Regions from separate parts of the Mus musculus genome. Here region 2 is linked to region 1. A link is a loop called in an ENCODE intact Hi-C map of the cell type or tissue named here. Cell type or tissue: left cerebral cortex. All regions are shown on one strand.

Evidence for each region. Hi-C counts contacts between places; a loop is a spot of excess contacts. Peaks named below come from ENCODE experiments on the same cell type or tissue, not always from the same donor. Only the 100,000 strongest peaks of a DNase experiment are listed, where the experiment ranks them.
Region 2: a loop joins it to region 1, with 2.2 times the contacts of the local background. A loop is called at or near these places in 2 of 42 quality-filtered maps.

The regions. Positions count from the first base shown.
Region 1 is chr12:70,232,938-70,237,937 of GRCm38, forward strand. F730035M05Rik (RIKEN cDNA F730035M05 gene) reads left to right here. Exons shown (of 5, transcript NR_045174.1): 4 at 234-384; 5 at 895-1,228. Among named protein-coding and RNA genes, the nearest start is that of Gm38467, 3.9 kb to the left of the region's middle. In left cerebral cortex, CTCF peaks have their summits at 1,615 (motif pointing right) and 2,494; DNase peaks (open chromatin) are centred at 1,609 and 2,447; H3K4me3 peaks cover 292 bases; H3K27ac peaks cover 396 bases.
Region 2 is chr12:70,109,111-70,114,110 of GRCm38, forward strand. Gm9997 reads left to right here. Exons shown (of 3, transcript XM_030247034.1): 2 at 1,549-1,597; 3 at 1,787-4,130. The coding sequence ends at 2,473. It also overlaps a transcript of Nin not described here. Among named protein-coding and RNA genes, the nearest start is that of Gm9997, 4.4 kb to the left of the region's middle. In left cerebral cortex, a CTCF peak has its summit at 2,594; DNase peaks (open chromatin) are centred at 1,153, 1,875, 2,498, 2,874 and 2 more places; H3K4me3 peaks cover 4,360 bases; H3K27ac peaks cover 4,494 bases.

The DNA of each region.
Region 1 (5,000 bases):
TGGCACTGGGCTGTGTGTGGAGGGAGTTTGGGAGTGAGGAGCCTGGAGCCTGCAGCCTGCTTAGAGCAGAGCCATCAGGTAGTCTGGGCATGTCAGAGAATCCAGGGACTGAATACCGAATCCTGGTGTGATGGTTTGTATATCCTTGGACCAGGTAGTGGCACCATCTGGAGGTGTGGCCTTGTTGGAATAGGTGTGACCTGGTTGGAATGGGTGTGTCATTGTGGTTGTAGGCATAAGATCCTCACCCTAGTTGCCTGGAAGTCAATCTTCCACTAGCAGCCTTTGAATGAAGACATAGAACTCTCAGCTCTGCCTGCGCCATGCCTGCCTGGATACTGCCATTCTCCCACCTTGAAGATAATGGACTGAACCTCTGAACCTGTAAGCCAGCCCCAATTAAATGTTGTTTTTTATAAGACTTGCCTTGGTCATGGTGTCTGTTCACAGCAGTAAAACCCTAACTAAGACACCTGGGAAAAGTCCGAGCAGGTATAGAACCCCAGGCAGGAACCTCAGGGCATGCATGCACACACATATACACACACACTCACACATATACACACATGTGTGAATATATATATGCATGTCATGCACAGCTGTATTACACACATAGTACGACTTTACTCCTCTGTTGTCACTAGGAATGCAATAAGATTTGGGCTTCAGAAAGAAACAAGACAAACAAACAAATGAAACTAACAACCCCCACCCCCAACCTCACTTAACTGTGTAAGGGAACAAATGAGGAGATAAATTCTGGAAAAACTGTGCTAAGAGACACGGACACATCCTGACTAGGGAAGGGAGTGGCAAGTGTGGTAAGCTCAGGGTTTCCACAGGCCACTGTGATGCAACATGTTCTGGGCTGACCTTCCTGTCTCCTTGTCTCAGGACCTTTGTGAAAGCAAACTGCCCCTGGAACCCACACCTTGACTTGATCTTTGCACTCAATCAATTGCACACAGGAGACTCCTGGCTAGTGATGGAGCTCAGTGATCGAGCATGTGCCTAGCATGTGCAAGCCTGGTGATGGAGCTCAGTGATCGAGCATGTGCCAAGCATGTGCGAGCCTGGAGATCCACCCCTCGACACAAGGAAGAAACCAAAACAACAACAATTAGAATCAAGAAGCAGAGAGACTCCCTAAGACCCAGTATTGCTCCATGGAGGAAGCAAATCTAAAGACTTGAAAAGCCCAGATTCATAAAAGCCAAGTATTTTAATCTCTCTGACTTGCTTCTCTTTAAAACCTTAACAGTAAAGCGCTTAGCTATGGAAGGGTAATCTTTGCCAGCTTAAAAGTTACAGGAATCCAAACAGAAAGTAGATTCCTCTATATTTTCAGGGATCAAAGCTGAGAATCTGAAGGATCCTTCCCTGTACACACGCAGGATATTTTACTTCTGAATGTGTCTGCTCCATCTTCAACCACTTGCACGGCTTGTCCTTTATTTCCTCAATCTTAAATGACACTTTCCAGTTGTCAGTCACAGTGTATTTCCAGTTTAAGATAAAAACAAGAGGCTGCCTTCCCCTCTGAAGTTTCACCGGACATTGTTTCAATTTTTGAGGAGAAGGTTAAGGAACCTTTGTGTGTATGCGCTGCAGCAGCGGCCTGAGACCAGCAGGTGGAGGACTTCGTCCTTTGAACACGCCACATCATGCACACAGGGTTTCAGCATGGATGTGGCTGTAACTTTAATCGCAGCTTTTTTTTTTTTTTTTCTTTGTTCTGGATATTCACACCCACAAAAATGACCCATAATCAGAAGAAGAGAACCAAAACTTTCCTGTTTTTTATTTACTCTACTCAGAGCATACAGTAGATGGCATGTTTCTTCTCTCAAAATCTTAGATCTAAATATATTGAAATCTAAAGAAATAATTTATTCTAATGCCGGGCATTGGGGGAAAATTAAATAAATAAAAATCGGAATTCAATATGTTATGCTAGATTTAGGAAATGCTCAGAGTTTGATGTCTAACCTGTCTGAACACATTTGGGAGCTGGTCAGACTGGCCAGATGTCTATGAGATCTGGGGAGTTCTGGGGAAAGACATCAGGACCCACTCATTGCTGGGATTAAGAGCTGTGGGTGGCTGTGGAGGGTTCAAAAGTTTCTCTGGTGAGAACTCACCCTCAGGGCTGGAGTCTAATGATTAGCCTGACCACAAGAAGGTCTTAGTTGTCAGGGGAGCACTAATTTCAGACTGAGGCAGTTTTCTTGATTCTGTTCCCTGGTCAGCTGCCTAGAAGCCAGTGTGTGCCCTGGGGCTGTGGCGGGCAGCCAGTAAACACGGAGAAACCTTTCCCACGGAGCGTTATAATAAATACTCGGACCCCACCAGCGCTGTTCTACGTTCTGTCGAGAACACGGGAATCGGCCGCTTATAACATCTCCCGTACAGTTTCAGGGAAGAGCCAGGCAAAACTGTGGGGCCAGGGGCTAGGCACTACAGCAGAGTGGGGCTTATGGGGACACCTTCTGGAGATTCCTGGAAATGCAGCACGTTGTTAGCCAAGCTTGGAAGTTTGTCAGAAGTGGGAGCAAGAATTGGTGATATTTGTGCTGGATATTAATCGGGTATTCTCAGCTTTGCACTCATGAGGACTTAATATACATTATATATATCTAATACATAGTATATCATGTGTCAAATACCACATATGTTATCATCTAGGTTCTTGGTATTTCATTTAATAGATGGGTCAAAATAAATGATGTATAATTATTCGTAAATTCTCTTTTGGGAGGTAATTTATATCACAGAGTATGTCTTCAGACAGATGGTGTAAAATGTTAGGTCTGTGTCACAGTGAGTATAGGTTAACTGTTAACTAATGTCCCCTCTGCATCTTCTTCTAGTCACTGTCTCTTCTACAGACCATTGCTACCCCAGTCTCCAGTACTACAAACGATTTTTTTTTCAGAAACAGGGTCTTCTACTCCAGGATGGCCTGTAACTCATCGCAATCCCCGTGCTTCTGCCTCCTGAGTGTCACAGGCACAAGGCACGGAACGTAGCATAAATGACTTTATGTCCATTTTTTGGTTTTGTCTTTTTGTTTTGTGTAAATGGACTCTCATAGTATGTCTCTGTCCTTCTGACTTAATGCATTCAGTATTGTGTGCACAACTTTTGTTTCTCTGTTAAATTCATATGCTCTTGTTTTGTTTTTGTTTTTTTGTTTTTTTGTTTGTTTGTTTTTTCTTTTTTGGTTTTTCGAGACAGGGTTTCTCTGTGTAGCCCTGGCTGTCCTGGAACTTACTCTGTAGACCAGGCCTCGAACTCAGAAATCCGCCTGCCTCTGCCTCCCAACATATGCTCTTGTTTTATTGTATAGTTGTCTAATGCATAAGTGTTGTACAGTTTTACTGTTGTTAGACACCTGAGTTGTCTGATGGTTAGTTTTAACTGTTAACTTGATGCCAAGGAAGCAGGCTTCCAGGCACGCCTGTGAGGGACTGTCTAGAGCAGTGGTTCTCAGCCTGTGGGTCAAGACCCCTTGGGGGGGGCACGTATCAGATATTTACATTACAATTCATAACAGTAGTAACATTACAGTTATGAAGTAGCAATAAAATAGGTTTATGATTGGGGGGGATCACCACAATATAAGGAACCATATTAAAGGATTGCAGCATTAGGAACTTGAGAACCACTGTTCAAGATTAGGGTTGGCCTTTGAAAATGTTGGCAAGAGATTACCTTGACTAAGGTAACTGATGTGAGAAGACCCATCTTTATTATGGGCACTACTGTTCCTGGGCTGTATACAGAGGAGAGGGCTTGCTGAGCTCTAACAAGCATTAGAGTAACCGGCCTGGAAGAAATGCAGGTATTCTAGAGGGACAGTTTCTCAGTCTGACTGTTAGCCTACGAAATAAGGGACCCCAAAGAAATGGAAGTTTCCTCCAGAAACCTCATGGTGGGAGAAGAATCAGGAAGAAGCCAGAGGGTAGCTGGTCTCCCAGAAAAAGGTTTCAAGTATCTTGTCAGCTCACCTGAGACTGGAACCCAGACAGTGACGTGTCAGCGGTGGGTGGGCTACACTTTGATAAGGTTGTTTGGATGGGCATATCCTTGGCTCTCTTTATTTAAACTTTGGTCTCATTTGCAGACCCTGACCCCAGACTTGAGTGGTCCACTGGATCTCTTTGTTCCTCTTCCCAATGTGGTCATGTTGGATGAATCTCTTTTATTCCACTTTCTACTTTTAACTAGGCTATTTTAATTGGCTTATTGAGAACTGGTAGTCAGACAAAACTTGGGGCACAGTTGTGACACTCCTGAGACTGATGGCATTAATTCATTGCTCTACTCTCTTAAGCGTGGATATAATGTGACCGCCAATCTTAGCCTCCTATCACTGGACTGTCCCTGCCATGGACTGTGACCTAAGACTTGTAAGCACAATGGAACCCTTGCCTCCTAGGTTGCTTTTTATCACAACTGAAGAGAAACTAAGACAAGTTCTATCTAGTGTGGGTTATTAGCAAAGCTGACGTGAATACTTTCGTGCATATTTTTTAATTGCACTTATGCATTTTTTTCTTTGGGGACTGTAGTTGCTACATCTGATATATTTGAATTTTTTATCCTTTGTGTAGAAAATATAGTTTAGTGTTATAATTTGGACGTAGCTTGAATGTGTCCTTTAAAGATTCATGTTCTGGGAAGCTGGGTTCTCTATGTGGTAGTGGGAAAGTAGGGGAACTTTTAAAAAGTGGGGCCAGCGGATGGTGGCTAAGGTATTAGGAACGCTGCTTTTGGAACGGATCAGTTCTTCAGGACCCAGGTTAGCTCCTGGAAGTGTCACTTTTGTTTAAAAAGTCAAGGCTGCCCTCTGCACCCTTCTTAACTTCCATAGACAGCGTTCTTCTTGAATGAGTCAAGAGAACCTTCACAGGGGCCAAAGAGATGGATCTGGTTAACTTGGGACATTAAGCACCCTAACCGGAGCAAACTAGCTCTTCTTAAATTCATGAGTACCC
Region 2 (5,000 bases), 120 kb before region 1:
TCCGCACAACAGATCCAGTAACTTATATTCAACTACTTACAAAGCTAGAGGAGCCACACACAAAATAAAACAAAAACACTAAACAGAGTTTTGTGTTTGCTACTTACAAAAAGGAAAGAAGGAAGGAAGAGGAAAGCCTGAAACAACTTTCGTTTCTTGAGCTGTATTTACATAAATTAATTTAGGATGGGTGAAGCTGTGAGCCTCCTAGGGCCTGAGTAGAAAATGCCTGTTCTCACATCACATCGACAGATGATATTTCCCCAACTCTGTTGAGGTATTAGGAGAGCAACGCTCTGAGCACTTTCCACGTAGAGCAAGTGTATAATCGCTTGTACTAATTGCAGTAAAGAAGAGAGCTAATTTCTAATGAAGTTTCTCATTTGCATAATTCCATAATGTTTTGAATTCTCTCATTTCTGAATATAACCAGATAAATACACCTTTTTTGTTGGGTTCAGTGAGCCCGCCCCACAAGCCTCTGGCCAATAAATAGATGTAAGATCAATAGCCAGAACTCAAACTGCATTATTTATTGGCTTACACATAAGTTGGCATTTATAAAAGTAAGCATCTAAAAGGTTCAGGCTGTCTGAATCCCTCTAAAGACATCCTGATGTAACTGCCAAGCCCTCGATCAGGGTAAGGCTTAGAAAATGTATTTTCATTATCAACACAAAATGGAAGCATCAAGACTGGTAAAATGTTAAAAAGTCATTTACAGTGACATTTAAAACTATTTATTTGAACAACATTTGACTCGTGATAAGAACACTGACTATTAAGATTGACTGTTCAGAATTCTGTGGAGCCCCCTATTCTTGTCCTGTGGGGTAACATCTTCTGATATGAAGGGCCATTACATTATCTAAAATGAAAGGGAATAAGAAAAAAAGAACTTGTGACATTCTGAGCGAGCACCTATTAAAATGACTGGACCGTGACATTTCAACAAGAGGACCGCATAGATAGAGGGTGGCTTCCTCTTCCTTGTCCCAGCATCTGTGTGTTGGCAATGCCTTTGCTTATGGCAATCCATTTGCTTTCTCAACACTGCAGTTCAGAATGCTTCCCTCTAAAACATCAGAGAGCCTTGAAAATAGGCAGGTTGCCAATACCCGCTGCCCCGGATCACCTCCCTATGAACACCAACCACAGCTGAAGAGACAGCACGAACTCCTCTCTTTCAGCCAGCCTGAGATGTTACTGATGAACAGTCGGGATATTTCACCGCTTCTTTCAATTCCACAGCAAGACATACTAATATTCCAGGTCAGCCTCTAATAGCCCGTGCTCACCATTGCAGAAGACCCTAGAAAAAGCTACACCGGTATCAGGAAAGTATTCCCTTGTGGTTTGTTAAGCTTCGGAAAGCATACATATAAAATTTATGCTAAGGTGACCTATCAGAGCGAACCCAACTGAGAAATAGTTCATGGTCCAAGAGCCAAGCTCAGGTGCTATCGTGAGATTAACTGGGATGAGCACCCTAAACGCTACCGTGGCAGCCTCGCAGACAACCACAATCTGTTTTTGGTTGAGCTGCAGGGAAAGCCTCCTCAGGACTTCCTCACCGCCTGGAAAGGGTCTGTCCCAGGTAAGGGACGATGAGACCGTCTCATAACAAAGTTGTCTGGAAATACTATCCATAGCAATGCAGGACTCCAGCTCCCCTTTCGTTAGCACCTTCCGGGTCGAGGCTAGGGCACCATCCTTCCTTCCCAACCTCTCTCAAACTAACAGAGCTTTAAGCGGAGGCTGGTTTCCATCAGCCTTGTCTTTTTAGGGGAAGTGGGGGTGGTTCTACAGTTCAGACCCGAGTCTTGGATACTTCTCTCCCACCTACACCCTCTCCTCACTTCATTCCTCACTCGCGGTTTTCAGAGCAACTGTCACGACGCACTACCACCCTTTCCTGCTAGCTGCACCCAAAAGTCTCTACCTGCACGGATCCTACGCACCTTCTAAAATCTCCACTTTCAGGACTCCAAGCAGCTCTGCGCTCCCAAGAGATTCAGATCGACACCCAGGGGCTCCCCACGCAGGCTTCCCCTTCAGCTTCTGGATCTCGGGGCTGCCTGGGTGGTCTCGACCCACAGAACAAGAACCCTTTCTGCTCGCTCCAGCTCCTGCCCGCTGCTGGAGCGAGGCACAGTGGCAGCTTTCACTCCCGGCGCCGCAGGTCTGGGAGGCGGAGGTGTGGCGGGAGGGCGGGCCAGCCCAGGTTCCTAGCAACCCGAGCGGCGTCCCCACTCCACCTGTCCCCTCGCGGGTCGCAGAGCTCACACGCCAGACCCGTGGTCCGGCCCCGCCGGCCTCGCCTACCTTCCGTCGGCCTCTGGGGAGCGCCCACGCCGGCCGCCTCCGGAGCTCTGCAAGCAAAGGGCGCTTTGTTAGGGCCCTGCGAGCGCCGCGACACCGAGCAGCCCACGCCGCCGAGCCGGGCACGCGTCCTTCCAGAGGACGCAACTAGGGACCCGCGCGGGCGTCATTTCCATATGTAAGGGGCCAGCGCTCACAAAAGCGCGCCGGCGCATCCTCCGCCCCCGCCGTCGCCCCTCCCCCGAGCCGCCACCCGGCGGCGACAGAACCCCTCCGGGGCCGCACCGCGTGCAGGACCGGGATCTGCGGGTCTGCGCCGCTCAGGGCGCTCGGGGTCCCTCGTAGACCGCGCATTGGCAGCCGAGGCCTCCTCGATCTCCCAGGCCGCGCGACCCCCGGGGCTCCCCAGCTTGTCGCTTACCGAGTCCCGGGCTCAGGCGCCCCGCGCCACCGCACAGACCATGACCGCGGGACTCTCGGGCTTGGCCGGGCGGCACGGGACGGCCGCGCCCAGCGCGCTTGCTCCCGGCTCAGCCGCCGCCACCCGGAGATCGGGCCGCGGGGGAGGAAGAGCCTGGCCGCGCAGGGAGGAGTCAAGGGGACGCCGGCCAGGGCGCGGCTCCTCCTCCCGCCGCAGCCGAGGGAGGAGCGGGTAGCGGCTGAGAGTCGGCGGGTGCGAGCCCCCGCCAGGGAGATTTGAATTTGGGAACGCCCTGGCTCCGCGTGTCAGTCCTGCACCCAGAGGTCGCCTCAGCGTACCAGCTGGCACTGCCACCCCGCGGTCCCTTGCCCACCACCTCCTTTTCCTCTCAAAGGCATCTACTAGTTCTTGGCGCTTGGCACAGAACCCACAACGTTTCGGGAGAGCGAAGACCCCAGCTTGATGGACATTAAGTGGAGGCGGGTACCTCTGTCACCTGCAGGTGACCCTGGGTTCCCTAGCTCCAGAGAGCCCTTTGAAGGTCATGGGAAAGGGCCCCAAGAAGCAAAGGACCCTGGAGAGCATTGAGGCCTCTGGACATCCTACCTTTTCTAGAAGCATCAGTAGCTGCCCACCTCATTCTCGTAGGTGCCCTGCCCCTTGTATAAACTTCGGAGAATGCAGTCAACCCTCTGTTACAGCCGCGCAGAACAGAAAGTCATTGGAATTGGTGGTCCTTCTGCCATCAAGGTTGCTGGGTGGATCCCCATCCTGCTGCTTTCTCCCATGCCTGCTCTATATGTTACCCTCAAAACCAGTGCTAACTATATCTAAGTGTTCTTCCCTTTCCTATGCTTCCAAATACCAAGTAGTCAAACAGGATTGCAAATCCAGGCTAGAGGTGGAGGGAGGTATGGGCCCGGAGGCAACTTCTTTGCAGGATCCATGAGTAGCCCTTGTGGAAGGAAGGATATGTCTTGATTTTATTACATCCACAAGTTATTTCCACAAGAACGCTGGGCAAAGCCCCCTTGCCACTGAGAGTTGTAGGCCACAGAAAGGACAATGGGAAGTTCAGGCTCCTGGAACCAACTGATGTGACCTCTTAGGTCAGTCTCCTTGAGGAGGTAGACACCATAGCATTTCAAAAGCAGGAAGCTGGAAGGCCCGGAAGCCAGAGCGTCACACAGAAAGCCCTTCACAGTCCGAGATTCAGAACATCACATTATGTGTGTCAAACTGCCTAGAGTTTAATGCTCACAAAGCAGGACCAGTGAGAAGGGTTTTCCTGGGGCCCCCAGCTGACCAAGGCCTGCTTTATTATTTTCTGATTATACTGTGTATAGTTCTGTAGAGTGGAAAACCCAAATAAAGCATTTAAAGGGTCTCTCCATACTGTTTCTTACAATTTACAGGAATCCAGTTATCTCAAAATGTCAAATATCAAAACCAGTTATTTAAAAAAAAAAAAAAATCCAAACCTTTCTCCAATACAGAGCATCTGGGAGAATAAAAAAGAGGCATTTTTTTCATGCTCTAACACAGAAACATACAAACGTTTGTAAGCACAGCTATTCAGTATTATAACGCCATTCATCAACCCTCTACCAGGATACTTACAGAGATGTCATGAAGAAGAGAATGATGTTCCGTGGGCACTCACACCACCCACAGCCTCGGAGGGGAAGAGTGAGGAAGCAGCTTCCTTGTTCGGCCCAGATTCTGCCATGTCAGATCTGCCATGCCGAGAATCTCTCCATACGCTCAGTCCTTTAACCACCGAGAACCCTTGAGGATGAGGTACTTAGTGCCTTAGTTCGGAAGCTGTGATCCTTGGGGCAAGGGAAATTGGATTTCGATTTCACTACTTGAGGAGGAAGCTCGTATTGCTAGGGATGGTGTAATTAGAAAAACTGGTTTTTTGAAAGGATGGGAAGGGTGGAGTTAGGGTTGGGATTGCCTCCAGCCCCACCACAGGGAAGCGAACAGCAGGGAGCCAGGCAGTTCGCTGTTGGGTGCTGCAGGGCGGGCGGTACAGGCTTGGTGAGAGCAAGTCTGAGGCTTTTTTTTTTTTTTTTTTTTTTGATACAAGGTTTCTCAACTCAGAGATCCACTTGCCTCTGCCTCCCAAGTGCTGGAATTAAAGGCGTGAGACACTAGAGCCCTGTCTGAGGCAGATTCTTTAATACTACGTGCCTGCATGTTTAGGCTGCTCAGGGCCAGGCAGGTCTTAGTCCTTAGAAACCAAGACTTCTCT